2 separate regions of the Mus musculus genome follow, and region 2 is linked to region 1. A link is a loop called in an ENCODE intact Hi-C map of the cell type or tissue named here. Cell type or tissue: left cerebral cortex. All regions are shown on one strand. Each heading gives the region's core, and the rest is flanking DNA. Links, peaks and the distances in the headings are about the cores only. Region 1 has its middle 25 kb from the start of Gm33739. Region 2 has its middle 43 kb from the start of Gm26747.

Region 1 (16,024 bases), core at 5,053-7,552:
ACACAACCAGAAAGCTCTGGAACCCCAGCCTGGAGGGAGCAGGACTATGGGGGGGGGGTCTACAAGGCCAATAAAAGGCAACACAGAGATGCTACAAATGTGGCCCGTTCCCACAACACAGACAAAACCAACCCAGAGGGGACTGAGAGGAGCTGAGCTACACAGCACAGAAGCATCCTCCCGCCCTTCTTCCCGTCCCTCCCTCTCTCTCCTTCCCTTCTTGCCTCCCTTCCTCCCTCTCCCCTCTTGTCCCCTTCCTTCTAGCTCCCCTCCCCCTCTCTCTCCCCTCCCTCCCCTTTTCCTCTTCTCTCCTCTCACATGCTAGGCAAGCACTCTACCACTGAGCTACATTCCCCAGTTTTGTTTTGTTTTGTTTTGTTTTGTTTTGTTTTGTTTTGTTTTTAGATACAAATCTCACTAAATCACCCAAGCTGGCTTTAACCTCCAACCTTTTTGCCTCAGTTGGGACAGACCTGCACCACCAGGCTAGGCTCTCCCTGGCCCTGTCTGCCTTTTGTTCCTTTAATATATATATATATATATATATATATATATATATATATATATATATATATATATATATATATGTGTGTGTGTGTGTGTGTGTGTGTGTGTGTGTGTGTGTATATGTGTATATGTGTATATGTGTATATGTGTATATGTGTATATGTGTATATGTGTATATGTGTATATGTGTATATGTGTATATGTGTATATGTGTATATGTGTATATGTGTATATGTGTATATGTGTATATGTGTATATGTGTATATGTGTATATGTGTATATGTGTATATGTGTATATGTGTATATGTGTATATGTGTATATGTGTATATGTGTATATGTGTATATATGTATATATGTATATATGTATATATGTATATATGTATATATGTATATATATATTTTTTTCCTGCCCTGAAAAAGATCAAAGGCAGAGTGATGCCAGCTACATTTGTGGACGCCTTACGGAGACCTGCAGTCTGCCCCGGGACACAGAACATGTTCTGGTTGTGGTGAGAGCCGCAGCCATGGTGAGAGCCACAGCTCTGTTGTATGCTGCCATGCAGAATGTGGTAATTGGAGGTGAATCCCATATATGGTCCGACCTGGAGAACTGACTGGATAGATAACTGACTAGACACTCATGTGTCTTAGTATTGGAACAAATACAAGTGCTCTGCAGGAGATAGCTTCCCTGGAGAGGGCATCCCTTGACCAACAGAAACTCTCAGGACAGGACTCCTGGGGACAAGAATTCCTCAGCCATCTGTTCCTCCTTCAAGGTAGGTGTGGGGGGTCCCATCATGCTAAGCCCCTGAGCAGCAGGAGGCAGGAGGCAGGAGGCAGGAGGCAGGAGGCAGGAGGCAGGAGGCAGGAGGCAGGAGGCAGGAGGCAGGAGGCAGGAGGCAGGAGGCAGGAGGCAGGAGGCAGGAGGCAGGAGGCAGGAGGCAGGAGGCAGGAGGCAGGAGGCAGGAGGCAGGAGGCAGGAGGCAGGAGGCAGGAGGCAGGAGGCAGGAGGCAGGAGGCAGGAGGCAGGAGGCAGGAGGCAGGAGGCAGGAGGCAGGAGGCAGGAGGCAGGAGGCAGGAGGCAGGAGGCCCACACCTCTGCTTCTTTGGCTTATAACATCAGATACCACCTGGGACCTACCTGGTTCCTTTGCTGCCTAATACTGCAGCCTCAAGCCTGGAAATGTCACTGTCACCCTGGGGAAATATGACTTACTCTTGCCCTGCAGGGAAGTAGACTAAATAGTGGAAATCTCAAGGGAGTAAAAGCTTTGAGGGGGAAGGTTATCTAGCTACATTGATGAAGCCAGAGATTCCTATCCCTGAATAAAACAGTGGGGAGGTTCCACTGACCTCCGCCTTGCTGAGCCACCAACAATACTATTACACGCATGCTTGGATTAATTTCTGATGTCAAATCCTCTTCACTAAATTTATGTAAGACCCTGGCCTCCATGACTTCGAGGTTGGGAGAGGAAAGGGAGGCGGTAGATCATTCTAACGGATCCCCTCAAAGTCTGATGCTCTACCAGGGCAGTCATCTGGGGTGACTCCCTGCTTTGCAGTAGAGTAATGGCCAGGGTCTGGAGGAGTGACACAGTCACACATATCAATCACCCTGAAGGTCGTGATGTCTGCACAGTCGGGCTCGCACCTCCAGACCCACAAACCTACTTCTGTGGTGCTGATGGTCCATCTAGGGTACAACCTGCCCTGTGGAGACCCATAGTCTTCCTTAAGAACAACCATTATCCTCGTGGAGGGGGGCTTCTTGGAAAACAGATGCTTCATGATATTATTTATTATATGCAAGTCAGACTTGGGAATGGGGTCTCTTCCTTCACTGTGGGTTCTGTGGTTTGAACTCAGGTTGTCAGATATAAATGGCAAGCGCTTGTCAGATACAATCGTGGCTCTTACTGAACAAGGCTACTAACCAGCTTGGTGACATTATTCAGTATGATGGACATCCAACAGGGGAAGGTATCAGAAGAAGAAGAACACCATATAACTGTTTTGCATGAGGTCTCTGAGCATAAATGCGAAACGTCCCCACAGGCTCCCATGTGTGAACAGTGGCTTTCCAGCTGGTGCTGCTCTTTCAGGAGGCTGTGGGACCTTTAAGGCTCCCGTTGGAAGAGGTAGGTCTCTGGGATGGGGTGGTCCTGGAGGTTACAGCATGGTCAGCTTCCAGCTCCAGCTATCTTCTTCCTGACCCACCAAGGTATGACAAGATTCATAGCCAATTCCTGATGCCATCCCACCCGAATCACACCCCAGATCCCTGTGAACCACAGCCTAGAGCCAGTGAGCAAACCCCTCCTCCTTTACATTGCTTCTTGCTGCCAGGAAGTTCACCAGAGCCTGGAGAACAGAGCTCATACACAAAGCCTACTGGAGTGCTTCTGAAGTGGCATCGTTACCTTGGCTGCACCATATTTGAATCAAAGGCTGTCTGCTGAACCCAGGGGTCTCTCTCCACCCCCTCTTATGGGAGCGGCAGCTCTGTTGTCTTAGATGAAACCATGGTTTGGTCTCTAGCTGAGGGGTCAAGCCCTCGTCACGGGATTGTGCAGGTTCCCTTCATGGGAGATGGTTTGAAGAGGTGAGTGTGTGCTTGCTGCACAGCTGGGGTGGGCTGGTGGGTGGAGTGCAATCAGAAAGGTGCGGAGACGGTGTGCTGTCTGAGTGTGCACACGATACGGGCAATGCAGAGGAGGACAGACTTGCTTCTCAGAACGTGATAAAAAGAAACAGCCATTAACAAAGGGAAGAACCCCAGTCGATATTCATTGGTGGGAGTTCAGCCATCTTAACCTTGGCAGAAGGTTTGTTCTTGGAAAGAGATCGGGACCAACCGACCGACTTCTTCTCGCTTTCTTTTTATCACCCAGCTTTATCTTTTCCTTTCTTATGCTTTTTAAATGCAGGGGTAAAAACAAAACAAAACAAAACAAAACAAAACAAAACAAAACAAAACACAATAAATCCAGAGAAACTGTTTTGTTTTGTTTTTTTAAAGTCTCCTTTGTGCAAAACAACTCAGTGAGTCCCAGGATGGTTCCCAAGGTTCTAGTGAGGTGTCACTCACTAGCTTTGTGTCGGTGACACGGGTGCCCTCCGCTCACAGAGCCCTTCCTGCCGATGCTCTGTGCCTTGGCCTGTGTCTATTTATCCCCGAAGGACATTGGACCTCAGGGTCAAGCCCTGCCAGCAGCTGACCCTGACCTCGCATTCACAATGGCTCCTCCCTTACCTCTGGAATCTCTGCTCCCTCAATCATCACATGGACATGCGTTCTCCTGGCACACTCGAGACAGTGTGGGAGAACTGAGTGTGCAACTGTGTGACCTGCTGAGCCCACGGCCCGAATACCAGCGCGATTATCATCGACACCTTCTGGGGTTTTACTTGTTCCGAGGTGGTGGAGCATGAAGCATTTTTTTTAACCCTTGTGTCTCTGAGAACAATTAGCCCTTGTTTCTGCCTACATGCCCTGGCTGGCTCTAACAAGCATACAGGTGATGTGTGCCACTCTGTAGCCCCACCAGGAGCTGGTGGCTCCTTTCCCTGTCACCCTCCACAGAGGATGGGTCTGGGGCAAGAGGGCTGCTGGGTTACAGCCTGTGTTCTTAGTCTGATTAGCAGAAACTCAGGCACCCAGTGAGTACCTGGTTCCTGAGCAACTAACTGTTCTGCCTGCAGCACTACTGTGTGCTTCCTGCAGCTCCACTGTGTGCTGCCCACAGAAAGAACACACAGCTTCCATCACACCCTCTGCTCTGCCCCATCCTCAGTCATCCTGCTTGCGTTGTCCCTCTCCTACCTAAGCTGGCTACCACCCCCTCCTGACACCTCCTCTGCCCCAGCAATCCTTGGAGTTAAAGTAGCCAGCGCTCAGCTCTGCCCCTACGGTGTAGGGAGCAAAAGAGTCCTTGTAGTTTCCTTGTGTTTGGGAAATAGATGCCTGGTTCTTTTCTGTTCCTGGGGGCCTTCCCTCTCCCCTCTCGAGGCAGGCACAGTGACAGGAAACCCCTCTCCAGTCAAGGCAGATGAGTCAGCTCTCGGCTGGACAGTCACTCCCAGCCCACTCCCCCAGGCGAGGGGTGCGAGGGGTGCGCAGAGCCAGCTCAGCAGGGGCTGTACTTCACATGGTAACTAATGGAGAAGAAATAGTAATTAAGAAGAAGCACATTCCAGCCTCAGCAGTACAGGGCACGGGCCCTGCTCCGGAGCCGGGGATGGCCTCGCTCTTGTTTTCTTTTAATCTGCTTTGAAAGATGAGTGCTGTCCCAGGCTTGGGACAGAGCCCATTCTTGTGAGGTCATCACTGTGGCATGTGGAATACAGTGTGCTCAGAGACAGGGAGGGACTGCCAGCCGTGGGACCTTCACAGCTTCTAGCAGCGGCTGGGCAGGCTAATGAGCCGTGGCCCCAATTTATTAGAAATCATAAATATTCCATGCAGAGGTAGGGGGTCAAACAAGGAAGAAGGCAATGCCCTGTGTACACATGGGTGAGCGCATGTCTACATGTATGTCTATGTGTGTATGGTGTGAGTGTGTGCGTGCGTGCATGCTTGTGAACATGTGACTGTATGCACACATGAATGTATATGCAGATACATTTGCATATATGTACATGCACACGTGTATATACATGTAGCCATGTGTACGTCAGTGTATGTGTGTGTGTGGATGTGTGCATGTGAGTGTATACATGCATGCATGCATGCATGTGTACATGTGAGTGTATGCACATGTGAGTATATATGTGCACACATTTGTGTGTATGTACATGCACATGTGTACATATGTGTAACCATGTGTAGGTGAGTGTATATGTGTGTGAATGTGTGCATGTGCACCTGGGCACATGGAGGGTGTGTGTGCATGTGGATAAGCATGTGTATTCCAGCTTATATATACATGTATATGCACATGAGTGTTTGCATGCATGTGTGCATGTGGAATTGATTGTGTGCTTGCACGTGTGTTCATGTATGTGGCAAGGAATGAGGCAGACAACTCATCCAAAAGTGGTGGCATACTTGTGATCTGGGACTTAGAAGTGGCATTACACATCAGCATGTGACACCAGACCCTTGGTTTTTGACGTTCCTGTCCTAGGAACAGAAGTGTGGCAAAGATAACCATACAGCCATAATTAATATCCCTGTCCTTCCTGGTTCTTACCACACACACCAGCCCCTTCTCAGGGCCAGGAGGGAAGGATGAACCAGACATGACCCTACCCACCAGGCAGCTCAGCGCTGGGGACGCCCCAGCGTACTAATCACTCAAGCAGCAGCAGCAGCAGCAGCAGCTGAAGACCACAGCAGGCAGCTACACAGTGGCCAGCACAGTTCTGGGTGTCTGTTATAGGGAGCAGATGTCCCCACAACACTGGCTAGTGCTGCCCATTGGAGACAGTGTGTCCTGGTCCTTGCATCTGGTTGTGGCCTGATCCTAGGGCCTTCTCCTGCAGTATGAGCATGATGGCCCTGTCTTGGCCACAGCCATGGAAATGGTGGGTTGTGTCTGCTTCCGCATCCTCCTCATCCTGCTGATGTGTACACTGTGGGCAGCATCTTCATCTGGCCTCACCCTTCAGATGTCTGGAGAAGCCCTGCCCACGGGAACCTGTTACAACAATGTGCCCCTTACTGTGAAATGCTGGGAGGGGGGAGGGAACTGGAGCACTGTGATGTGGGTGACCGTGTGCGACAGTGTGCCATTAGTATGTCATCAGTGTGCAACAGTGTATCAGTGGTGTGTGACAGTGTGTCAGCAGTGTGCAACAGTGTTTCAGCAGTGTGTGACAGTGTGTCAGCAGTGTGTGACAGTGTGTCAGCAGCGTGACTTGATGACCTAAACTTCTGAGCCACATGTCCTTAGAGAACATCAACACTGAAGCTTCAGGGCTCAGGTTAGACTCAAGTCTGAGGTGCAGGGGATCTCTTCCTGTACATTACAGAGGCAAAGCTGCTTCAGTCAGGGCTGATAAGACAGGAGATGGTACCTCTTTCCCAGCTCAGGGCCCCCTGGATTCTTGTAGTGCAGAGAGTGAACTCCAGCTGGGGACCTGAGAACTACCCGGGCTCAAGGAGCCTAGGTCTCTGGACCACATCAAGGAGGAGAGAGTTGCCTGGTAACCTAAGGAGATGCAGTTATCTCAGGTCTCAAGCAGCTAGCAGAACAGTGGGAAAGAAATTATGAGAATGTTAACTTAACTAAACTCTGCCAGTTCCCAGTGGTGCGTTCAGCCCTGCAGCGAGCGTTCAAGCATAGCTCAGGATTCCAAGTGGGTTAGTGTGACACATTCATGATCTCAGGGGGAAAATGAGGACATCACAGTAATATTTCCCAAGGCATGCAATTATTTGAAAAAGCCCCAAACAGTCCAGACTAATGAGTCTATCTTGCCATGTGAAGTCTGGAAATCTAATTTTTGATGGCGTGGCTGTTCTGAATCCAATAGGGAAGGAGCGGAAATCTTGATTCTGTGTCACGCCTGTGAGTGTTGGAGGCTCAATTCTTTTCGCACACAGTCTTGTTAAGCTGAGAGCCAGTGATCTAGACCCTGCACTGGGAAAAGCGCTTCAGTGAATCTGTAAGAAGCAGAGAGCCAAGCTAGTCTAAATAACAGGGATGTGTTAGCTTCCATGGCTGGGAAGTCCAGACACAGGTGGGCTTCAGGCTTGGCTTGTTCCGGCAGTAGCCAGTGTCTCTCGGTCTGTTTTTGCCTTGCTCCAGCTGTTTTGCCTTCAGAATGATATCCCTGTGGGAGGCAGGCAGGTTCTAGCTGCATGGGAGTCAAAGTCTCTGCTCAGCCACAGAAGGGAGGCAACCTTCCTCTTCTCACTCACAGAAGCCCCAAAGCCAGGCACAGAGATAAGCCTGAAATCCCAGGGCTGGAGAGGCAGGAAGGCCTTCATGTCCACTGGCCGCCCAGTTTATCCAAATCAGCAAGCTACAGGTTCAGTGAGAAACCCTGCCTTGAAAAATTAGAGAGCTGTCAAGATGGCTCTGGGGGCAAATGTGCTCTTGAGCAAGCTGAGAATCTGACTTAGATCCCACAAGAGTGTGGAGAGGACCAACTTTAGAGAGTGGTCCTCTGGTACCACGCGCTGTGGCACGATCACTCCATAAGATAGACAAATGTGGTTTTTTTAAATATAATGAAGAGCAATAGAAGACACCCAGTGTCAACCTCTGGCCTCCACATGCACCACACACACACACATGCACACACACTCATACACACATCCATAGGCATGCCCATACACACACACATGTACACAAACATATACACGCATACATGCACATGTGCACACATACATACACATACATGCACACACATACACATATATATACACACATGCATATACTCATATACACATGCATAGGAATGCACATACACACATACACATGCACACATACACATGTACACAAATATATGCACATGTATGCATACATGCACACATATACACATACACATACATATATACATGCACACATACATGCATGCACACATGTGAGTGCATGCGCGTGCTTGCACGCGCACACACACACACACACACACACACACAGAGTCCTAGGGTTTTCTCTGGCTGTCACCATCTCATTCTTGAATCTGTAACTGTCAGAGAATACAGAGTATGCAATGGTCTCACATCATCCCAGAGCCCATGCAAGCAACCCAGTAAGAGGTTTGAGTTCTCCCCAAGATTCTGGAAGACAGAAGACTCCAAGAAAATGAGTAATGACAGCCACTGTGGCCACTGCCAAAAACAATAAAAAATAAAAAATAAAAATAAAAACAAACATCATCAGCTCAGATAGTGGACTCTCCTGAGTAACCTGCATGGCGTGAGCCAGGCTGCATCGTGACCTCACGTGACCTCAGGTTCTACCCCCAGGTGTTACCTCATTCACCCGAGAACTAAGTCTGAAGAGGTGTGCACTAGAGTCACTCGACACCTCCACACACAAAAAGAGACACTGAGAACCAGGGCATCTTCCCAAAGGTGGAGTCTCTGCACTGAGAGAAAAGCCAGGAACGGTTGGTAGAGAAGCCACACGCTGGTGATGTCACCGGGAGTCACTAATGTCTCCTTTCCAGACTCTGTTCTTCATCATTGGCTCACACCCAGCCTCTCAGTTGGTCCAGGCTTGTCTGCAGAACTGTTGGTCTTCAGAGCTGAAGGCTGGGTGGTCCAACAGACAGTGAACACCAGCTCTGGCGTCGAGGTTGGGGGAGACCTTAAACCTGGGTCACTGCGTTTAGCAGATTTGGCCAAGTATCTCCCATGTGTAGTTTGGGAACTACAGAAACAACATATTATTTTAAATCTGAAATCCAAGTGGCAAGCACCCACGCACGTGCGCACACGTATGCGTGAACACACACACACAATCATAATCACATATACATACATACATACATACATACATACATACATACATACATTTTATCTGGCAGCTTCACTCAAGTGTTGGTATCCAAAACCTCTCCTGCAGAAGGTCTGAGGTTCCACAAAATTCTGACTGCATGAGGCTCTTGCCTTCTTCAACGGGGTTGGCTGGAAGAGACGGATACATGGCTGGGCCCCTCCCAAGGGCAGAGTCTGCACGGGACAGCTGCAAAGCACTGTGGGATAGGAGATACTGTGTAGCACTGGAAAGCGACTGTATCCTTGCGCAAGCCCTTCAAGGCCCTGTCTTGAGAGCTGCTGGACACACATCTCCAAAGACCCTCTGCTTTTCCTCTGCCAGTTCTGGGCCCTGCTTTAGGCCAGATTCTTCACAGAGCTCTCTCGTGTGGACAGGCTGCTCCCCTCATATTCCGAGTTATCTTGGGCCTGGTTGTTCATCCAAGCTCTAAAGGCTCATGGGGAAGGTAAGAGAAGAACACATGGGATGAATGCTTCCAGAAGTTCCATAGTGCCCTAAAGTGCCATGTCTGTGTTTACCAATGAGCCCTATTATCTGGGTACAGCCAAAATCCTGTTCCTCCCCCCCCACCCCCCCTCCCACACACGGAATTCAGGATCTACACAGGTGCAAGAGCTCCTAGGAAAACAAGCAGGGATTCTGAGGAGGTGTTATGGTCTGGATATACTCAGTCCAGGGAGTGGCACTATTAGGAGGTGTGACCCTGTTGGAGTGGGTGTGGCCTTGTTGGAGTGGGTGTGACCTTGCTGGAGTGGGTGTGGCCTTGTTGAAGTGGGTGTGGCCTTGCTGGAGTAGGTGTGGCCTTGTTGGAGTAGGTGTGTCACTTTAAGATCCTCATCCTAGCTTCCTGGAAGCCAGTCTTCTGCTAGCAGCCTTCAGATGAAGATGTAGAACTCTCAACCCCTCCTACACCATGCCTGCCTGGAAGCCACTGTGCTCCCACCTTAATGATTCTGGACTGAACCTCTGAACCTGTAAGTCAGCCCCAACTAAATTCTGTCTTTATAAGAGTTGCCTTGGTCATGGAGTCTGTTCACAGCAGTAAAACACTAACTAAGACAGGAGGCAGCAACATGGCTGTAAAGCGAAAGAATAAGAACAGAGGATTTGACCAGCAGACAGGAGATGCACTTCTGGAACATTCTACCACAGTGCAAGGTACTCTCAGATCCGACCTTACCCTGACCTCCCCTAGTGTCCACTTTTCCTGTCCTGGCCTCCATTACCTCCTCCACCAGCTTTGTTGTCTCCCAGTACCCACCACAGCTTCTCCACAGAGCTTCTTCTTGTGCAGAGCCACACAAGTCCAAGCTGAGTCTCCAAGAACACTGTGGCTAGAAGCATCCTTCAGCTCTGCTTTGGCATATCGAGACAGCACGGACTTGCTTAGTCAAGCATGAGTGGGACACTCAGATGTCCACGTGTCTGAGGATAACCTGCAGAGTTGGCTTCAGAGAGAGGAGGGCGGAGCCTGGGGAAACCTATAGCATTTGTTTAAAAGAATGAGGGCTCAGGAGAGGTGGCTCTCACAGTTTAGAGCGCTGGTTGCTTTCCCAGGGTGTGGGAGGCTGAGTCCCAGCACCCACATGGTGGCTCACAACTATCTGTAACTCCAGTTCCAGGGGATCTGATGTCCTCGGCTGGCCTCCATGAGCAACTGCATGCACATACATACATACATACATACACACATACATACATTCATACATATATACATACATACATACATACAATTTAAAAGAAATATTTTTCTAAATTTTAAACATAGAAAGCTAGAGAGGGGAGGGAGAAGGAGACAAAGAAGGAAGGAGAGAAAGAAGGAAAGATGAAGGCAGGGAGGAGGGAGGGAAGGAGGGAGGGAGGAGGAAGGAGAGAGGGAGGGAGGAGGGAGAGAGGGAGAGAGAGGGAGAAGAAAGGAGGGAGGGAGAGAGAAAGGGAAGAAGGAGGGAGAGAGGGAGAGAAAGGGAAGAAAGGAGGGAGAGAGAAAGGGAAGGAGGGAGAAAGGGAAGAAGGGGGGAGGCAGAGAGGGAGAGAGGAAAAGAGGGAGGGAGGAGGGAGGAGGGAGAAAGGAAGGACAGTCAGAGCCCCTCTTCCTTGGAATGGAGTGGGTAATGAAGTTGGTCCTACCCATCCAGGAGAGGCTCTGGTGGACACTGAGGACAGACAGACCTGGACCTGCCCCAGGGCATGCCCTATGCACCTGTGGGCGCCTTCTCCTGTCATGGGTCAAGAAAGCACATGCACAGAACCAGTCACAAGTCCCCTGGAAACCTGTGCCGAATGACCCTGATCTGTGGCCCCCTCTCCCAGCTCCGAGAAGAAGCCATGTGAACTCAGCTCTCGGAGCAGGAGGCCAAGCTCATCTGGTCCCCATCTTTCCTTCGATCACTCATATTAACTGCCGTCTTTTCTTTAATGAATACATTTTAAACCTCCAGGTGTTTTAAATTTTTATCTTGTTCACTTGCTTACACGAGGAAATTCAAGCAGACCTGTGCGTTAATGAAAACCCAGGGGATGCAAGGGCAGGCCCTCTCCCTTGGGAGGCAGAGGCGCTCTGCGGGCTTTGGGTACCACAGCACTGGCTGCAGTTCCCCCACTTAGCCACTAGGAGCAGGGCAGAGCCGTGTGCCCCCTACTGTCCTAAGTGCCTTCTCAATGGCTGGGTACAAGTTCAGTGTGGCTGCCCCTGAGCTGACCCCAAATGCATAGAAAGGACCCAGGCTATCCCTGGGATATCCCTGAAGAATCCACCTCCTGCGCCAGTCCGGATATAGAAGGAGAGGGGTGGAGACATCTGAGTCCCAGCACCTTCCCGGCTCAGGGAGCTCCTTCTGGGTGCCCTGGTCTTGGTGTCACACCGGTTGCTCCGTGTGAGGCTTTACCCTCCCCAGTGAGTCCCACCAGCAGATCCTGATCCCTCTGTTGCGGTATGAAACCTGTGTGCCATAGAGGCCGTAGGATCTAGGTGTGGCAGACCCTTCCACTACACTGTGAACAACTGAAGCCGTAGGGACAGTGCGTGTGGCCAGCCCTCGGCACCCATGTCTCGGGGTGAAGCATATGCAGGGTCATTCCCATAGGAAGCCTGGAAGAGGTGACTAAATACCCCTTGACCAGGAAGGCGTGTCCCTTCTGCGCCACTACAGGGACTGCAGGACAACCTTTCCAGGGTCAGTCAGGATTTCACTGGTGGCTGCTATTCACGGGCTCCCCACTTGGGCAGGGTCAGTCGTGGAAGTCACTTCCTGAGAAGGTATCTGAACACGTCTGAACTGGCCGTGCCCCTGGTACTTAGCACCCCGTGACTCAGTTTCCCCTGGTTTTGAACTATTCTGTAAACAGAAATCCCCATCTCCATCCTGAACATCAGTCTGTCTTTCGGGTCACCACTGTACCCCTTGAGCTCACCCAGCCCAGGATGGGTGTCACTGATGCTTTAAGGCGTGTGGCCCAATCAGGGAAGGGCTCCACCGTCCCGTCCTCTGGCCCCAAAATGGTTAACTGAGCTGTAAGGAAACACCACACATCAGCGGAAGTACAGGCCAGGAAGAACTTTCCAAGCCTCCAAACAAAAGGGATCAAGGCAGCCATCTGCGCAGTGTGGAAGGAAAGACATTGGCTTTTTTTTTTTTTTTAATTGGCATTCACCTCTCACTGGTCCTTTAATGGACCCTTCGTGTCTTATCTTTCTGGAAAATTCTAAAATGGGAGAGCCAAGGAAAATTTCAGAATGCAAAACTTTCAGAATATTCACAAGTAATGACTAAGGGGGAAATGTGTGTGTGTGTATACATATATATATGTGTGCGTGTGCATATATGTGTGTATGTATATATGTGTGTATAAATATGTGTGTATATGTGTATATACATATATGTGTGTGTATGTATGCGTGTGCATATATGTGTATGCATATATGTGCTTATATAAACAAATATATGTGTATATGTGTATATATATGGGTGTGTGCATATATATGTGTGTATGTATATATGTATATATTCATATGTGTGTGCTATGTGTGAGTGTGTGTGTGTGTGTGTGTGTGTGTGTGTGTGTGTGTATCATCAGAAAAGAGACAGAATGCCACACAGAACCCAGGTCTGCTGCTGTCTCAGAACTCTCACACTCTGTATCCTTTTTCTTTCTCTCCCCCTCCTCTCATTACTTTTTTTTTTTTTTTGGCCTGGGAAAAAAGAGCAGGGGCAGGAGGGGGCCGAGTGGAAAGAGAAACCTTAGCTGACAGGAAAATAAAGAAGATGGCTGCCCTGCGGATTATCCTAAGCCTGGCTTTGAAAGGGTGAAACTTTCCTCGGTCCTGGGCCCAGGTTATCTCCTCTAATTGCATTATTCTGAGATTTACTGAGATTAAATGGCCCGGCTTAGTGGCAGTAATGGGTGGCAGGTGTTACTACAAACACACAGCCACTTTTGACTCTCTGGCTAGTCCCACTTGGGGCAGGGATGCCCTTCTGCTACATGCCACTCTCCTGGGAGTGGGCAAACTGTGGGCATTTCCCCAGCACAGGGGCCTGTCCCCTCAAAAGCTGTGCTTCTTGATACCAAGGTGACCTTCCGTCATGCGTTCCCCACACCCTGATCACACTACCTGGTTCAAGGAAGAAGTTTTCATTATCCTTGGAGGGTCACACTGAGTCTGCGCTCTGTCTTCATTCTTGTAGCCCAGGCTAGCCCCAAACTCATCAAGAACTCATTCTATAGTCAAGAATGCCCTCGAACTTCTGGAGTGCTGGGCTGTTGTGCATGTTCTATCATGTGTTACCGTGTGTGTGTGTGTGTGTGTGTGTGTGTGTGTGTGTGTGTGGTGTTGGGGATCAAACCCAGGGCTTGGTGCATGATAAGCAAGTACTCCAACATCGGAGCTAGCCTCAGTGTCCACCACCGGCCTCCACTGAATCACTGAAGGAGAGACATGCATTTGTGGCCTGTGGTCATTGAGACAGAAAGAGCAGAGTCCATCTGTAAAAGCCAACATCACATGCAGAGTAGGAGCTAGAGAGCATAAATACGTTCCATCCTGAGTTGTTCTCAATATAACCATAAGTTGTTTTATTATTATTATTATTATTATTATTATTATTATTATTATTATTACTGGGGAGGACTATGTAGCTCAGGCTAGTCTCAAACTTGTAAAAATTCATCCTCCTGCCTCAGCTTCTTTTCCTAAGAACTAGGGTTGTTGCAGGTATGCACCACCACCTGGCTAGCTATTATATAGTTGCCCTCTGTATTGCAGGGTTGGAGAGAGAGCCTCAGAGGTGACAGAGCTTGTTCAGTGTCACACAGATTGATCCTCTCCCACCCCCTGTGCAACATATGGTGGATAACAAAGCCAGGGCCACAGGGTTGCTTTCCCAGGCAACAGAGAAGTGAGGCCATGCCTGCACCGAGGTGGCCACAACTCATAAGTTAAACGCTGTCTGTGAGGCAGGTTCCTTTCATGCATCCTTGAAGCCAGAAGAACTGAGTGGAGTCCAGCTTGGGCTGTGTCTGCCTCTGTTTCCCGCCACAATTCTGCCACCAAATGACCTTGCAGAACATTCGCAGGCTCAGCCACCAGGCATGCCGGGAGATTCAGAGGCCCGGGGCATAGCATAGGAAAGTCAGTCCTGTCACTTTAAGTTGCTGTTTTCTGCCCTCCTGGGCAAACCCAGAAGAGCTGACCCTGGGCAGAGCATCCTGTCTGTCCAGGGATCAGGCAGGGGCAGGAGGAGGCAAAGGCTCATGTGCACTGGAAGCCAGAGACGCTCCTGGGTTTGTGGGTGGTGAGTAGGGGAACTGTTTGTACCTCCTCGGCTTTGCCAAGGGGTTGCTATCCCTTGGACCCTTAGGGGTCTGATACCCAGCACGGAATAAAACAGGCCTGGTGGTACATGGAAGGAAGGAAAGAAGGGAGGGAGGGAGGGAGGGCCGGCCAGCCAATGGCCATCAGGTTGGGGCAGCACCTGGATAACACATAGGAGATGGGGGCATCTGAGGGAAGCCCATTTCTGAGTGACATTAAGTTCCATTACTCAGGGTTTTAAACAGCTCATTCCTGGCTACCTCTTGTGCCAGTCTCTGGAAGAAGCCCACATTTGTGCACAGTACAGGTTGTGATCAGCCGTACACCTGTGACCTCAGGCTAGCAGCTTCCGACCTCTGGGCCTTGGTTTTCCCTTCCGCAATCTGATGATGTCTTACCCTGTGTTAGAGGAGCTGGGAGACCCAATGTCATATGTGACAGATACTTCCAAGGCCGGCATACATTCTACGTGCCTGGTGCTGAAGAGCCAGGGCCATAAAACAAAGCTCACTCATTCCTGCATGCTTTTGTTCCCTATGATTACACACATATACACACACATATATATATATATACATATATATACACATATACATATATATGTATATATATATTCTTGTAATATAAAATGAGCATATGATGCATGACTTTAACATAAATCATGGGTGAAGAATGTCTAAAACTCCATTTTCATCTCGTAATACAATAAATGTGAGTCAACCTGTTACTCGGAAGTCAAAGTTCTCACTACGCCCCATGCCTTTAAGAGTGTTCAGTGTTCTTGGGATGGCAAGCCCGTCCTTAGCCAGGCTGGGAGGGTCCCGCTGGGATGAGCTCAAGGTCCTGACTGAAAACATGCACGCAGTAAGAGTTCTTCGGGTCTAGCAGCCGTGCCACTCAGGGCGTTTTGGGGGAAGATGAACATTTACCTGAGAGCTGGCTGTAAAGCAACAGGGGAGAGAGGGCTGACAGTTCATCCTGAGGCTTCTGGGTTGAGGACATGAATTCCCACGGGCTTGTGCCTTCGGAAGCGACTGTCCACCTGTTAACACTCCATCCAGCCTGACGTGGTACTCACAACACTCAGGAGGCACGAGTGGAAAGCCAGCCTGGGCTGCCGTGGTGTCTCATCCCGGGAGCTTCTGAGACTAGAGATATTACAGGGAAGCCCAGAGGGAGTCCCCAGGGAGAACCTGTCAGTCTTCAGCCATCAAACGAACCCTGCCTCATCCATCCCGAGGCCCT
Region 2 (16,024 bases), core at 7,893-10,392, 130 kb before region 1:
AACACCCTGTAGGGACATCCAGAGATACGAGGAGCAGGTAGGGAGGCTCACTGGTGGGAAGGGACAGAGTGGGGACAGATGCAGAGGAAGACATTGCTCCCACCTGCTCCGGATCAGCACCAGGGAATCCTAGACAGAGGTTTTGGTTTCATATTCTGCTTCCCTTACAGTGAGGCAGGGCATCAGGGTTGGGAAGGGCGTGGGAGGGTGCCCACACCTGGGCACACTCTGGAAGAGTCAGCTTTTCCTCTGCTGGCCATTATTATTTCTGAATGTGTACAAACAGGGCATATGTTCTTGTTTGTTTCAGCTGTAGAGATGGCACAAGCCCGCAGAATGCAGGTGAGCTTACCCAGGCCTAATGCTTGCCAGTCCTGAGCCAGGTCTGAGGAGTCTGAGCACCATGGAGCTTGCCTCTCTCTGGCTGGACAGCCTTCCCTACCCGGTAAAGAGGCTAAGCCAAGAACTGCTGGGCAGGAGTCTGAGATCTAGACTTCTAGCGCCCGTAACTCCTGCCAGGATGATCGTCGTAAATTTTGGTCACTATCTGCAGTCCCATTTTATAGGTAGAGAAACTGAGGCATAAGTACTTGCCCAGAGCCCCACAAGCCACGAAGGAAAGCCTGATGGTAGAGACTGTCCCGGTTGAGCTCAATAGCCAGGTTAGTAGGCAGTCTATTCCACTTGGTTGAAGACCCCCCTCCCCCCTAGTAGTCCTATCCCAAAGTAGGTGAAGGGTGAAGGGGACAGGCAGGACTTCCTCGTGTGTTTGTTTTGGGCACCTTTCTCACAGTCAGCCAAGCTAGGGCCAGCTTTCTGTTCCCCAGGGGCTGCCTAGCGGTGAGAAAACCTGGGGTTCTCTCTTATCTCTGCCCAGCAGGACGTGTCCTGTGCTCTGTCCTGGTGAGGTTTCCAAGCCAGCAGTGATGAGCTTGCAGATTCTGGCTGTGATGGCCCCGGCCAGTTGGGGGTGGGGGTGGGTGTTTCCCAGGCCCCTCATCCCTGTGGCCCAGCTCCCGCTGCCGGCCACTACTCCTCTGCCGCTGGCCCCGGCTCGCAGCCGGTTCTGACTGCCCGCTCAGACTACGCTGTGTGATGGCGGAGGTGGGGGTGGGGGCGGTGGGGGTGGGGGTGGGGGTGGGGTGAATTCCGGTTTCCTCCCATTCTTTGTGTTGGGTGATTCCCAGCCAGGAGGGGCGGTGGGATGCAGTGCATCACGTGGCCTGCAGAGGCGCTGTGCAGGAGGACTGCTCTTAATCCACCCTTGGTATCAACTTCAGAAGATGCTCCCAACCGGCTAGGGTCGGAGGTAGCGGGGAGTGTGGAGAATGATTGCAACCTACTCCCACGACTGTTTGCTTAAAATACGGAGTCTCAGGGCCCTGGCCTCAGAGTCATACATTAGAACTTGGAGGGGCCGTTCAGGGTCCAACATTAACACCAGGCACGCACTGATCCTGCAGATAAGGAGCTTGGGTCAGGCTCTGGAAGTGAGGACCGCTACAGCTTTACAACAATGCTCTCCATTGCTCCATCTTTCTCTTTAAAAAGCAAGCAAGCAAAACACTCTCTCTCTCTCTCTCTCTCTCTGTGTGTGTGTGTGTGTGTGTTCACATACAACAGAACATGTGTTAAGGTCAGAGGACAACTTGTTAAGAGTCAGTTCTGTTTTTCCTACCATGTATGTTCTGGGGATCAGACTCAGGTCATCAGACTCTGTGGCAAGAAGAACTTTTACCTGCTGAGCCAGCTTACCACCTGCTCTACCTCTTGGGACCTCTCAAGGCTTCTCAAGGTGCTGCGAGCCAGCAACAGAGGCTGGGGTGCTAGGAATGCTTTTTTCATGAGGAGATTTTACAACAGCCAACACCCAGCAGAGGGACACATGGCTCCTCTGGAGCTGTCCCTTGACTTGGCATCAGGCTATGGAGAAAGTGCCTGAGACCCCTCAGATGCAGGCCACCCCCAGCTCTCCCTTGATCATTCTCAGCTCTGAGGTCAGGGTACCTTGGACCTCAGTATGTTTCCTGTTTGTGGAAGGAGATGGTACAGCTCTCATCTCCATGGAGACTGAGTTCAGGCGAGTTAGCCAGTTAGCTTCTGATCCGGGTAAGTCAGTGCTTCAAGCTTTTGGATGTGGGATTTCGGGTCTAGGGATATGGGAAGATGCTGTCCCCCTTTACAGCGAAGAGACAGGAGAGGCCATGGAGGGAGGAATCCGGGTAGGCCCAGGGCTCCCTGTGGAAGGGGGAAGCTGGATCCACTCTGTACCCACAGCGGTGAGCCTGAGGTACCCAACATGCGAACTCTGCAGAGTCAGTGTTCTGGTGGAGAGATGCATGCCGTATCATCTCTGGTAGATTCCAGGAAGTCCTCAGACAGGGACAGATGGGTCCTCTGGATTGTTATCCTGGCCTGTTACTGAAAGTCACCTTGAAGTGAAAGTGGGGACTCTTCTTAGTTCTGGGGTCCTTGTCTTTTATGGGCTTTGTACCTAGACATGGAGAACCCCCAGTCTGGGAGTACTGTTGGCTAGAGCCAGAAGCCACAGGCTCCATGCTGGCTCCATATTTATTAGCTTATTATGCTTTCCCAAAGAAGAGTTGTAACAGAACATGGAATGTAAGCCTAGACCAATGGCTTTTCACCATCTCCCTGAGACTATTGGTTCCTGTTTCTGGGACACACATGAATTTGTTTTATTTATTTATTTTTATATTTACTTATTTTTATTTTACATGTATGGGTATTTGGCCTGAGTGTATGTCTGTGCGCTGTGTGTGTGTGCCTAGTGCCTGCAGAGGCCAGAAGAGGGTGTTAGAGTCCTTAGAACTGGAGTTTCAGATGGTTGTGTGTTAGGAATCAAACCTGGGTTCTCTGTAAGAGGAGTCAGCACACTTAACCACTGAGCCACCTCCCCAGTCCCAAATCCACTTATTGGCATGCACATGTCCATGTGTGCACATTCATTTATGTGCACGCCATGCTTACATGGAGGCTTTCTGTTTTGTGTGATACAAAGTGAACCCAGGGCTTCTCTGTTACGTGGCTTGGAGGCAGACTTCGGAACTGAGAAGTCAGTCCACCCACTCTGCTCCCTGCCTCCCTGTGTATGCGATGCTCCTGAGCCTGCTGAACAGGGGCTCTGCCTCTATGTGAGATCCTGGCTATCTCTGGCCCTTGTTTTCTCTGCCCGAGACATGGGTACAATAACTCAGCTTGCCTGGGGGGGTTCTTCAGACTGACTGGAAGTTGGGGGGGCAGTGAAAACACCAGTTGGACACCTGTGAGTAGACAGGCATTTCCAGCCACCAGCCAGGACCAGAGCTCAGTGACTGCCAGGTGTAGGGTGGAGCTGAGTTAACTCCTGCCCTGTGGAGCAGTCACATGGAATCGGGGCTATTGTGGGGCTCATTGGGACTGGGGGAGGGTGCCTTGGATCTGAGCACAGTGGACAGGGGTCAGAGGCAGGTGGAGCAGAGAGATTGTCATTGTCCAGGTATGGGGTCATAGACCTGTTGATGGTCTCAGATCATAGGGACTCTTGCTTAGCAACAGAACCCTGATAAACAACAGGCTGCCCTTGGTCCACTTCTTGGTGTGTGCGTGAGCGCATCTGGAGGTTCCAAGATGAAGCTTACTTTTTGTGGGTCTCTGAACCCAGTTGCCACTCGAGTCTCAGGGCTGTCACCAGGAGTCCCACCCACCTCACACATAAATAGATTTCCTGATTTCTGGCCTTTCCTAAGATTTTATCAGAGGGTTCAGCAAGACCGTTCCTCCTCCCTACAGAGCTGGGGTCAGCTCCACTTCCTGCCCCCTCTCCTGCCTGCCTGGCCTGGGTGACAGCTCGACTGGGTCCTCCATTTCATTGTCTTGTACCTTGTGTTCAGTTCGAAGAAAGCCACCACTCTCCACACCTCTGTTTTTGTAAAAACTGCCACACTGCCTGTAACCTGTTTGAGCTGGTCTCCTGTGGTCCCTGTATAACCTTTACAAGGCAACAGGGATGTGACCACCTCTCTCCCAAGTATCAATCATTTGACTCAGAAGGAATGGTGACACAGTCATAACAGCCATGAAACTCAGAGTCCCCGTGAGGATGAGCTTGGAGAACTGACCTGGGGAAGAGTCACCGAGTGGAGGGAACCTGAACACACATTTCCCAGTGGAGTCTCCAGACAGCCTTGTCCTCTGTGGCTGCCAATGCTGTAGAGAAAGCATCTTAAGTCTGTATGGATGAGGCACCTGTCAATAATAGACTGATGGCCTATAGCTTAGGTAGGAAATAGGAGGTGGGACATCCTGTAGGCAGAGAGGATTCTGGGATATGCCAGGCAGGAGGTTTGGCTGAGAAGATAGAGTATAGGTGCATGGTCCCTGAGCACAGGTAACCAGCCATGTGGCAGAATATAGGTTAAAATAAATGGGTTAGCTTAAGTTATGATTCTAGTCAGAGAAGAGCCTAGCTATATGGCCAAGGTATTTGTAAACATATTTTGAGTCTGAGTCTTATTTCCAGGAGCCTGGGGCTGGGAGGAAGAACTGGACTCACAGAATGCATCCTCTCAAGTACCGAGATGAAATTCTCCATGATACTTCATGCCCTGGCCAGGAATCCCATCTTCCCACATCCATGGCTCCCCTCACCCAAGACCAAAGGGGCTCTGGTCCACTTCTTCAGACCTGTTCATCTTCTCTGCTGTGTCAGAGCACAGAGACCATCAGCATGTGGAGCTTTTCTGGAAGAAAGCCTACCTTTCCAGATCCCCGCACAAACTGTCAGTAAGCTCTGTTTAATACACACGACCCGCAGCCCACCTTTGGATCCACACGTTTTAAAGCGGATTAGGATTTTAAATCGGGTGAGGTTATGGTTGTGTGCATTTGTTTTGATGCCTGACTTGACTTCAAGTTTCAGTTCTGATGCTTTCCAGCTGTGTGGTCTTGGGCAAGTTGCTTAACCTCTCTGTGATGTGTTTTCTTCCAAACTACAAATCGGTTAGCAATAGCTCTTGTGTTATTGTAGCGAATGAGCAGACACATGGGAAGTCCTTGGTGGTACCTGTTAGATGGGTATTCTGTAACTACCAGGAGATTTTGCCCCATCCCAGGATAGAATAATTTTCAAACAGGACAGTGGGAATGGGACACCCTAGCAGCCCCCGCCATCCAGGAAGGCTTTACCACGGAGCTGGCAGCTCATATCGCAGAGGGGTGGGACAGTCAACGAGTGGGCCACCAATTAGCGTTGACAAGGTGACTAAGAGAAATGTGTCTAACCGGGCGGAATTGGCCAGAACCAGTTCCCGCAGCCGAGCTGCTGGGCCTGCAAATTTCTGGCCTCTAGAATTCTTAGGCCTTATAGCTTCTTCCCAGTGAGCTCCCAGGTGTCCTCCTGAGGCCCTGCCGAGGCCTCTGCGGTGGGTGCGTTCCATTTGTCAGGGCATGGGGTGATTCTCTGGGCACCCCTGGAAGTGGCCCGCAAAGTTCAAGGCTGAATGCCCGGCTCTCATTATCAGATCTAATTGTGGGCTCAGATTTCACCAATAGGGTGTGCAGGTGGGGGCCGAGGCAGGGGTCAACGCCTAAAAGCTTATTAAATCTCTGATGTGACCGGTAAGGCCCGTCTGGAGGCCATTTGACAACTCAAGTGCTAATTGCACCATTTGGCACAGGAATTACGAAAGTGAAGATGGTTTTTCCATTTGGGTGAGTGGTTGGGGGCGAGCTGGGCCCCCTCCTGGGGTGGCCCTTTCTGTTGCTCTGCTGGCTGGCCTGTGCTCTGTTCTCCTAGGCAGTGGTCGCTCTGGTTTGCAGGATGGCTGACTCTCCCCCTGGCCAGGCAGCCTGGTGAGCTAGAACACCTGTCTTCTCAGCTCCCCATCCAGGGCCAGGGTGTGGGAGCAGGCACCGCGTCCAGTGACGGCTCCCTGGAGCAATATGGAAGTGTTTAAGCCGGTTTGCACCGGGCAGGGTAGCTGAGACCTGAACCTTTAAATTGCTGCCGCTCCCCCGGCTGAGCAAAAGTAAATAAATAGCAGGCAGCTGCAGCCGCCCAACGCAGGCCTGGCTATCTCTTCTGATTGCAGGGCAAGTGATTAGGGAGAAATGGGAGCCCCCCCAGCCAGGGTCTGATAGAGCTGGGGGTGGGGTGGGGCAGTAAATCCACCCAGCTCTGGAGCTCGAATTAACCCTTGTGGAGCCAGAAAGGGAGAGGGCGGCAAGCATGGAGTGAAAGGGGCTTGGCTTGGAGGGCCTTTTGCTACCTAAGGCATCCCCACCTCTCTGGGCCTTCTAGGGAGTCCCAGCCCTGGGAAAGCCTCAAACAAGCCCTCAGCACACCCTGGTGTTGTGGCTGAGTTTTACCTCCCATGAAGCCAAGAGCTGAAGTCTCAGCTCCTAAGACCTCAAGGCGCATCTTATCCATAGGCAGGGTCTCCAAATTGGTGGGAGAGTTAACTGGAAGGTCCTTGGGAAGAGGCTAGATCCAATCTGAGGGAGGTGATGACAACAAGCAGAGGGGTGACAGGAACACGGCCATATTGCGACCTGCAACCAGGAAGCGCCAGCCACACATACAGGTGCACAAAATACTGGGTACCAGAGTCGGTTCCTCTGCTCTAGTCTGTTTGGGAATCTCATAAGGCTGGGCTGGAAGGAGGTGAGTTAGAGTGGCTAGGACACCAAGGAGTCACAGCTGGGCACTGTGGGAACAAATGGCTTTCTCCTTAGGGGTGGGTGGGACAGAACAGCAATAGGCCTAGTGCAGTGTTAGCTGAGGTCAGGGTCCTGTGTAGGGGCTTGGAGCTGTGTCCCGTGTTGGGGAGGTCAGCCCTGAACCTGGGCCTGAAGTTCAGGTGACCCCTCATAGAGAGCTGTTGTTCTCTACTCAGGGTCACCCATGTGTAATGGTATCCAGAATGTCCTTATTGGTAAGCAACAAACAAGTCCAGTAGCTGTACAAGGCTCCACGTGGGGAAGACCTGGCTTTAGACATCCCTGGACTACAGCCGGAGTGCTGGTCACACCATAGCTTGAGCCAGGGCACCTCCTGGCTCTGGGTTCCAGAGCATGCAGCCCCGCCCACTCAGTGACATGCCATACAAGGGAGGCTCATGATGTCATTGCTGCAGTGACTTTAAAGGACCAAGTCAGGGCCATAAAGCTGTCAGGGAGGGCACAGTTCCTGGCTGACTCCTGTCCAATCTCCTGACATGCATGGGCCTCTTTGACCTTGGCTCTCAAGGTGCTTCCCCACCCCCACCCCCACCCTCACCCCCCTGCCCGCCCACAGCACACTGTGTCCCAGGGCTCTTTTGGCTTCATGCTGCCATTGAGAGCCAAGAGTGCTTCCGGGTTAAGTCTCATTGGGTCATAATTGGGATGGAGAGCAGTGGCCCAGCCAGGCCTCTTCCTGGGCTCTCATGACAGATTGAATGCCTGCGGCTCCAGGCTGACTGCAGGGTTTCAGCTCTAGTGACCCTGAGGCAGTGGGAACAGAGGACATGTTGCAGGCTTTCCTCTCTGCTCTCCCTGGCCCATCACTTTGGCTGGGCTGTCAGCAGCTCTGTGGGAACATTCTCTCAGAGAGGAGGCCCAGGCTGACACGTCCTGCCCCCAGCTAGCTCTGCTAGGGCCCTAGAGTGCGTCATCGCACTGGGCTGGCTGCCCAGGCCACTGGGGCTGATGGTAGGGAGAACCTGCCTGGGTCATCTTTCTGCTCACAGGACAGAAAGTGCCTTGTGAGCGTTACAGGAAGAAAGAGCATGGCTATGTCTCAATAAAACTTTATTTATAAAATCAAGTGCTCTGCCAGGTTTATGCTAAATGCTGTGTGTGATTTGCTGGCATGGCTTGGAATATTTTCTAGACAGAGGACCCATGGTGCATAGAGCCCAGACATGGGGTTTTGGGCATCAGCACCTCCTCTTGCTGTATTCTTTTCATCTCGCCACATTTGGGGGTGTGGAGGCTAGCTCAGACTTCATTCCGGAATTTTTCCTCAAGAATCCTGACCACATTGGGCTGGAAAAATGACATGGATGAGACCCAAGTGGGACTGCTCAGGACAGAGCCCTGGGGCAAGCCTCTGTGACAAAAGTCTTTCCTGTCTGGGATCAGTCCTCGGGATCAGCCTCACTTCTTCCACATTTGTCAGCTTCTGTTGTTTTTGTTTATTTAGTTGTTTGTTTTTGCCCCAGGCATCTTAAGAAGGGTCCATTTTGGTTAAAGGTTCTTCCATACAATTGAAGTGTTAATTCTTGGGTTGGGGAAGATAGCTCACTTCACTTCACAAGCCTGGAGGACCCGAGTTCAGATCCCCAGGGCCCGTATACAAAGTCAAACGTGGTGGAGCTCACTCAGTTAGACCAGCTGGTCTAACACACAAACATGTGCATGCACACACACAAGTGTGGAATCTTTGTCTCTAAGTGGCTGGCTCTGAGGCCTCCCTGGATGAAGGATTGCAAGGATGATGATGGTGGTGGTGGTGGTGATGATTTTACACAGTGGGCTGTCATCTGCCCTTTCAAGGCTCTGGCTTGGTCCTGTCTGTCATCTACCTCCCCTAGATGTCCCAAATCCCACACCACCTCTCGGGCTTCCAAATCAGAGTCGCAAACCCTACATTTGAATTTAGTATTTGAAAATTTACCCCAATCTTTCTTTTTCTTCCACGAGAGTTGACTTTTGAAGACTTGGAAAGAAACACTTTTTTTTTTTTTTTTTTGAGGCGCAGCCTTAACAAAGACATACAATTAAAGCAGCTCTGACCTCGGCTGCAGCAGGTTTCCACCTGTTGGGAGCAGGAAATGTGCTTCTCAGCGGGAAAGCAGCTCCCTGCTCTGGTGGCCCGGAATCCCCAGCCCGCTGCATTCTTGGGGCTGCGCTGTTTGGCAGACCTCTTGCTGACGGTCAGCTGACAGATGGCGAGGCTGAGGCTGAGCAGCTGAGTGGAATGGAAGGGGAGCCAGCCCTGGGGCTGTGTCATCAGAGATAGCAAGTCCCTCTGCTCTGTGGAAAGTGCCCAGGACTCTGGAGGGCTCTCAGACATGGGTGCACAGGGGTGTCCCCTGTTTTTTTGTTTTTGTTTTTTAAAGATTTATTGGTGTGGGCATATGCCTGTATGCACACGCATGCCTGTGCCTGCTTGCACGTGTGTGTGAAAGCCATGTACAGTTGGATGACTGCAAGGTCCAGAAGCAAGCGTCAGACCTGGAGCTGCCGGTGATCGCGAGCCTCCGAGTGGGTGCTGAAAACATAACCCAGGTCCTCTGCAAGAGCAGCAAGTGCTCTTGAACACTGGGCTCACGGTGGGAGTTGAGAGCCTTCTTAGTCACTATATACTTCCGGCTCATCTGGTAAAAGGGATAACAGGGGAAGAGAAGCTGAGGGGAGATTGTCGGGGGGCAGAGCGCCCCCTGTGGAACAGTGGGGTATTGCATCCCTTAGGGAAGATGGGGCTTCCTGGTGGCCTTGTCTCCCTTTCCTTTCCTTTGGCTAACTAGGTTAGCCCGTGGTTTGCAACCTGGCTTCATATTTTACTGAGAGACATGGAGAAGCCACCAAAGGTGTCTCAGCTTCCTCAGCTGTGACTCCCTGGGAGATGAGATACCCCCAGCACCGTGCCTCCCCAGGTTGTCTGTCTCTGGGGCTTGGAGAGATGTCACGCCTAGGTGACAGTCCCAGCAGAAGCTCAGAAAGCAGCACCTTCGCAGGCTGGAGGTTATTTTTATTAGAAATGTTGTGGTTGTTACTGAGGGAAAGGAGGCAGGCACCCCACACCCTTCCCAGGGTGACGTCACTGTCTGAAAACAGCCATGGTGGACTCGGGGGTCAGCAGGGGTCACAGAGTAATCTCACTGGTCGCCCGGTGTCCCAGGCTGGCCCTGGTGCTGACTCAGGAGCTCCAGGCCCCATATTCCAGTGGAATTGCTGACTCCCTTGGCTGGAGAACAGGGATGCCACTGCCCTGCCTTTTGCTCCACTCATTTGTCAGTCATCAGTCTCAGAGACTGGGAGCATGGTCTGTCCCAGCCAACTAAAGCTCCCAGGCACGTGTGCCACCAACCTCTGTAGGGACCTGGGCTGTCCCTGGATCTCACTAAGCTTCAGTTTCCATACCTGTCAGAGAAGAATGTTGACCTGACTCTTAAAGTTAGAGCCATGAGGCACCTGATATTTTTATTGTTGTTGCTTGGTTCTGTTTTGTTTTGTTCTGTTTTGTTTTGTTTTGTTTTTTTCCCGACAGGGTTTCTCTGTGTAGCCCTGGCTGTCCTGGAACCCACTCTGAGGAGCAGCCTGGCCTTGAACTCACAGAGACCCACCTGCATCTGCCTCCTGAGTGCTGAGATTAATGACGTGTGACTCCCTGCCCAGCCTGGCCTGAGGCACCTGCTATGGGAACACTAAGAAACTCACAGCCATGGGAATGAGTGATAATTTAATACAGGACTTTAAAACTCAGGAAGCCCTGCAAACCAAACCAAATCACCCCCAAACAAACAAACAACCCATTAGAGGCAGATTCTGGCTGTGCCGAGCACGAACAGCCCGTCAGTTCCCAAGATCATGGCGCTGACGGAGTCATGAACACAGCATCTAAGTGTCAGAAATCTGCCTAGGACACAGACCTTGGTGACAAGGACTCTGCCTAGGACACCACAAGACCTTGGTGACAAGCACCAAGCTCCTTCTGAGAGACATACACCCTGCTTGTCCTCTGACGTTAACTGAGCCTCAGATCAGATCAGAGCCGGTGGCTGAGAGAGAACTCAGAGATGGTTGGTACCTCTGGAAACCTGCTCTCGTCTCCTCAAGCTTGGGGCTTGCTCTGGAACTCACCTTCCTTCAGCTCTTCGGGGTATCTGAGGTTTGACCCAGAGGTCAGACTTCCCCACGGCCAGTGGCCAGTCTCCAAATCACCTTAGGTGAGTCTACTTCCTCTCTGAGCTCAGTTTTCCCATCAGCAAAAATGGGATGACAAGAGCCTATTCTACAAAGCTAATTGCCGTCTCAGGCTGGGAGCCTCACTTGACCCACGGCCCTTAGTTCTTCTGGGCTCCCTCTAGTCCTTTAAATATCTGCACAGTGTGTGCTGTCTCTGGAACAAGCTGCATCCTGCAGCCATTTATAACAATTCCTGTTTCCAGTGCAGAGTCCAATCTTGCTGATACGGAGGGAAAATGTCGAGCCCTTTGCTGTATAAATTCAGCCAACGTTTTATCGCGCCGGACCCCTTGAACGCAGACGTTTGTTTCTCATTAAGCCGGTGAATGAGATTTACTAATAAGCCGAGTGAAATCTAATTAGGGCAGGGCCCTTTCCTGTAGGCTCAGTTCTCGGGGGGCTCAGCTGGGCACCTCAGAGCCAGCACCTCCTTAGCTGCCCGGAAACCCTGCTGTAGCCCCTTTGCAGGCAGCCTGCGAGCTGGCACCGTCCTCGTACATGCGTTTCCTGAAAATGAGTTATTTGTTGCCTCAAGGACCTAAACCCAAAATAGATACGGACAACACGGACACGGGGTGGTAATGAAACACATGCGTTAGACCCAACTTTGCAATTCATATCGGATGGGTGCCTGAGATGGAACCCAGGCAAAGATCTTGCAGATTAAGGCCAGGGCTTTTCTTGCCTTTCGGAATTATTTAAAAGTTCTGTTTCAGAGGCCCGGGGAATGGTAATTTAGCCTCAACTGAGAGTGTTGGCGTCAAATGCTTCTGCTCGAGCAGGTGTGTTTCCATGGACACGTGGGGCCGTGGGTGGTGAGATTTTACTGCAGGGCTGGGTAGAAGCGCTCGCCACACAAGTGTGTGGACCTGAGGCTGACACAGCACCCACGTAAAACAGCGGGGTGCAGCAGCAGGTGCGTGCTAGGAAAGCAGAGACAGGCGGATCCCCCAGGCTCTCTAGCCAGCAACATCACTGACATGGTTCAGTGAGAGACCTGATGCCAATAATAATAATAATAACAATAACAACAGTAACAATAATAATAATAACTGTTATTATTATTATGTCTGAACACACAAAACCACGAAAACACAAAGTTACTATTGTGTCGTTGGGTGTGGTGATGTATAGCTGTAATTCCAGGTCTCAGGAAGTCAGGGCATGAAGATCGTAGACGTAGAGGCCACCCTGGAATACATAGCACCTTAGGGTATACACAGTTGCAGGATAAGACTCTGTCTCACACAAACAAACAAACAACAACAACAACAACAAAATCCTCTTTCCAAACAAAACGCAACAGAAGGACAACAAAATCTGTTGTACACCGCGGCTGCAAAACGCAGGCGCTCCAAGTCTAGCTGAGGTGAGCTATGACCCCCAGCTAGTTACTTGGGGTCATGGGTCACAGGGCAACAAGGCTCAGCGATTCTCTCTTTGACACATAGCTCACGGTGATCAGCAGACCCATCCCCCTTTGGTCTCACGAATGTGACCTTTAAGGCTTAAAAAACAACCAACCAAACCAAACCAACCCAGCATTGTGACTTTGCAGACTTGAACACTAGCGTGGCTCTGCTCACTCTGGTCACATCTGCAGCAGCAGGAGTCTTCCTTTGAGCCCTGGAAGGAAGGTGCCACTCTGAGAGCCTGTTCCTCCAGACTTATCTGCCACAGCCTCTGCAGATCACAAGATCCCCTTTCTACCCGAGGCTCGGGCTTCTGTGGTGAGCTCTGTACCCCGAAACTCCAGTTTGTAGGTATTTCCTGTCAGTCCCCCAGTCCCCCAGTCCCCCAGTCCCCGAGGCCACTTTCTTTAGTTTCTGACCCTGGCAGGGTCTTCTTGCATCTCCTGGGTTTTTGGATTCTTCCATGCTGGGAATTATGATTGTCATGGAAAGTTATAATGTTCCATATTATAGTATTATATATTATTTTATAATATTATGTATTATATAATATTTTATAACATTACATATTCACTAATTTATTCTAGATGGTTTTACTCAAAATAACCTCAAGTTAGGAACACTAACATTACCACCAGCCATGAGAGGCCCTAATCATGGTCAGCGGCTGTTTCACCCAATCCTCTATCAGTTTCTTTGTCTCCGTCTCTCTGTTTCTTTCTCCCTTTATAGGTTAGACATTCTTGGCTTTAGGGTGTCTTCCTCTTGTTCTCAAGTCCGTGTTGGCTTCTACTAAAAAGGTCTTGAACACCTCTCACCTTCCTGTCTTGAGCTTGGTCTGGCTCACGCCTCATATCTGAGGAGTTTCCTTCCCTTCGTTCCCTCAATCACTGCTCCAGAGCTGAGCCAGCCCTGAGCCCATTCTCCCTCCTCCCCTCCTGGTCCCCAGGTCACACACCCAGGGCAGGGTAGCCTTGCAGTGGATAGGGTGAGTTTCTGCCTTGAACTTTACAGAGGGGCACAGAGACACTCTTGGTAATGCTTGTTGCACAGCACAGCCATGCAACTCAGCACAGCCACGCAGCTCAGCACAGCCATGCAGCTCAAAACACCCATGTAATCCAGCACTGCATTTTCTTTGCACCCAGAACTGGGGAGATTTCTCCAGTCTAAATGTCTCTGGATGGCTGGACTCCAGGCTCATTTGTCTTCGGGGTCTGAGATTGTTATCCCAGAGGTCATGACGCCATTCTAACCGTCCACCCCATCTAGTTACAGACAGATGAGGGGAGTTAATTAGAGCTCTGTCTGTACCACATGTACCTATAGCGAGTGCCAGAGGGACACACAGGACATACGTGCTGGGCATCTTCTAGGCAGTAAAGCAGCCCTGAGCAAGGAGAGAGGAGGAAGGTTTCAGAGCTGTAGCAAACTCAACTGAGACTTGGATCCAAAGACAAGAGTCCCTTCCACAGCGGGAGCAGACTCTCAGATGACCTATGTGACATTGCAGACAGGGTCTGATGAAGGTGTGCCCTGAGATGAGGGCACGTGAGCCATGTTGATGAGCTACCAATAGAGACTAAATGTTCATTCTGGAGGAGACAGCAAAGGGATACGGTGAAGGTCAACAGGTCCGGGAGGCAAGCCAGGCAGCCTCAGAGATGCGCTTCTGTGAGAGACTCTCAGGGTGATGAAGCTGGGTTTTGGGAGAGGGGTGGGGAGAGCCGGGCAGGGGACCAGGTCTGTGAAGCATTTAAACCCTCATGCCAGCCAGCAAGGTGGTCTTGCTGCTCCTGTTATACGACCAGGAAACTGCAGCTCAGAAAGACCTGGAACTTGCCAGCATTAAGGCCTAGGGAGAGCACTGGTCTTAACCGAACAGATGTCTGTGGGGGTGACTCCTAGCTTCTCTCTCACTCAGTGACTGGTGGAAAAGTCTGCTACTGGACAAAAGTGGAAATTTCCCCAAGGCGCGGTGCTGGCATACACCCACAGAACTGGGAGCATACGGTGAGGTGGGCTTCTGAGGTCGCTGTGTGGCTGCTTCGAGGTGAGCGGGCACCCTGTGCCAGCACCTCTTACCCCAGGATGCTGCAGTGGAGACTCCGCCAGTGTGTGGTCTGAGGGATCGAGGATGATGCCCGGATTGCTCAGGGATGATATGGGCGGGGCATGCGCTCCTCACTTAGCTGACAACCGAAGAGGAACCGTCTCTCTTGCAGCTCTGGCTATGTAAGAGACACACCTGTCTTTCTCTCCATTCAGTCCCCCGGACCCCACAAACGGGTATTGGGTCCCAGACTCAGTTTTGCTAAGATGCTGGGTTCTCATTTTCCCTGACTGAGCGATTTCCAGTTTGAGGCCAGCGTCAGATGAGAAGTCTCGCCGTGGCAGGACCTGGCAGCCTGGCAGCAGGGGCCTCACACAGGCCCAGACGTTTAATGCGCTCTGTTCTGAGCCTGACAAGGAACCCAGTCAGAAAATGCTGATTTACGGCCTCGTTCGGGCTTCCTGTTACTTTAAACCCCAAACATTTCCAGCCTCACCCAGTGCTCCGGGCCAGGGCAGCTGCCTCCAGCCACCCCCCTCTTGTCCCTGCCTCAGCACTTACATAATGCCAGAATAGATTAATCGACTTTCCAGGGCTTTGAGTTGCCATAGCTCCTCCACTACAGTCTACCACCTCCTCCTCCTCCTCTTTCTCCTTCTCCTCTTCCTCCTCCTCCTTCTCTTCCTCTTCCTCCTCTTCTTCCTTCTTTAAAATTTTAATTTAGGCGAAAGCCACAAAATGTTTGAAGGCGACGGAGTCCCCATGGTATAGGAAATGTCTGATTCCCCAATATCTCAGTCACCTCCAAAGGAAATCCCACACCCACTTAGCTGCCATTCCCAACACGACACCCCAGCCCCTGGCAACTCCTTCGGCTCTGTGGTTTGCCTGTTTGATACATTTCATGCAAGTGGCTTCGTGTTGTGAGAAGCTGCCATCCTGGAATCTTTGGCTCAACACAGCACGTTCAAGGGTCAGCCATGCTTCAAGGGTATCAGCCTTGGGGCCCCTTTCAGATGGGTGTTCATCCGTTCCCCAGCCAGAAGGCCTGCCTGGACTCTTTCTTCCAGGAGGACCATCAAGAGGAGTCGTGTGAGAATCTCAGCGTGACTCTCGTTTGTGTCCCCAGCTTCCTGTTTATATGTGGCCACCCAGCTGTGGAGTTGCCAGCCTATACCCTTGCTCTACCCACCTTGGTGAGCTGAAGCCGCAGCATGGAGGCCGGGGAGCTTCCTGACAGGGGTCATTTATGTCAGAACTAAGGCGCAACCATGGGAATTCCTCAACGGTGTGGTATGGTGGACAGAGTTTGTAGCGGGGAGGAGGGAGTCAAAGGCAGTCACAGACCTTCAAGCCGTTCCCACCCAGGGAGCACGGCTCTCAGATTCCGAACCACGACCCTTCTTGCTCTGAGATGGCTGCTGGGAGGGAGGTGGAAAGGAAGATAAGGCTACCTGAGCAAGAAGCTCATGGAGGGCCTCACGTCCTCGCGTCCAGCAGCTGTGTCCATTGAGGCAGACACCAGTCCTCCACTCTGCTCTGTTTCTTTCTTGCCCAGTCCCATGTTGGCTTTGGAGCCCCTGGATAAGGCTCCAATCCTGCCTGC

The links. A loop is a pair of places that touch in the nucleus more often than their neighbours do. Peaks named below come from ENCODE experiments on the same cell type or tissue, not always from the same donor. Only the 100,000 strongest peaks of a DNase experiment are listed, where the experiment ranks them.
Region 2: it touches region 1 in a loop (2.1-fold over the local background); 2 of 42 quality-filtered maps call a loop at or near these places.

The regions. Positions count from the first base shown.
Region 1 is chr8:121,230,665-121,246,688 of GRCm38, reverse strand. No RefSeq gene overlaps it. Among named protein-coding and RNA genes, the nearest start is that of Gm33739, 25 kb to the right of the region's middle. In left cerebral cortex, for the core only: no CTCF peak of the experiment used is centred there; a DNase peak (open chromatin) is centred at 6,016.
Region 2 is chr8:121,367,875-121,383,898 of GRCm38, reverse strand. No RefSeq gene overlaps it. Among named protein-coding and RNA genes, the nearest start is that of Gm26747, 43 kb to the left of the region's middle. In left cerebral cortex, for the core only: a CTCF peak has its summit at 9,431; a DNase peak (open chromatin) is centred at 8,933.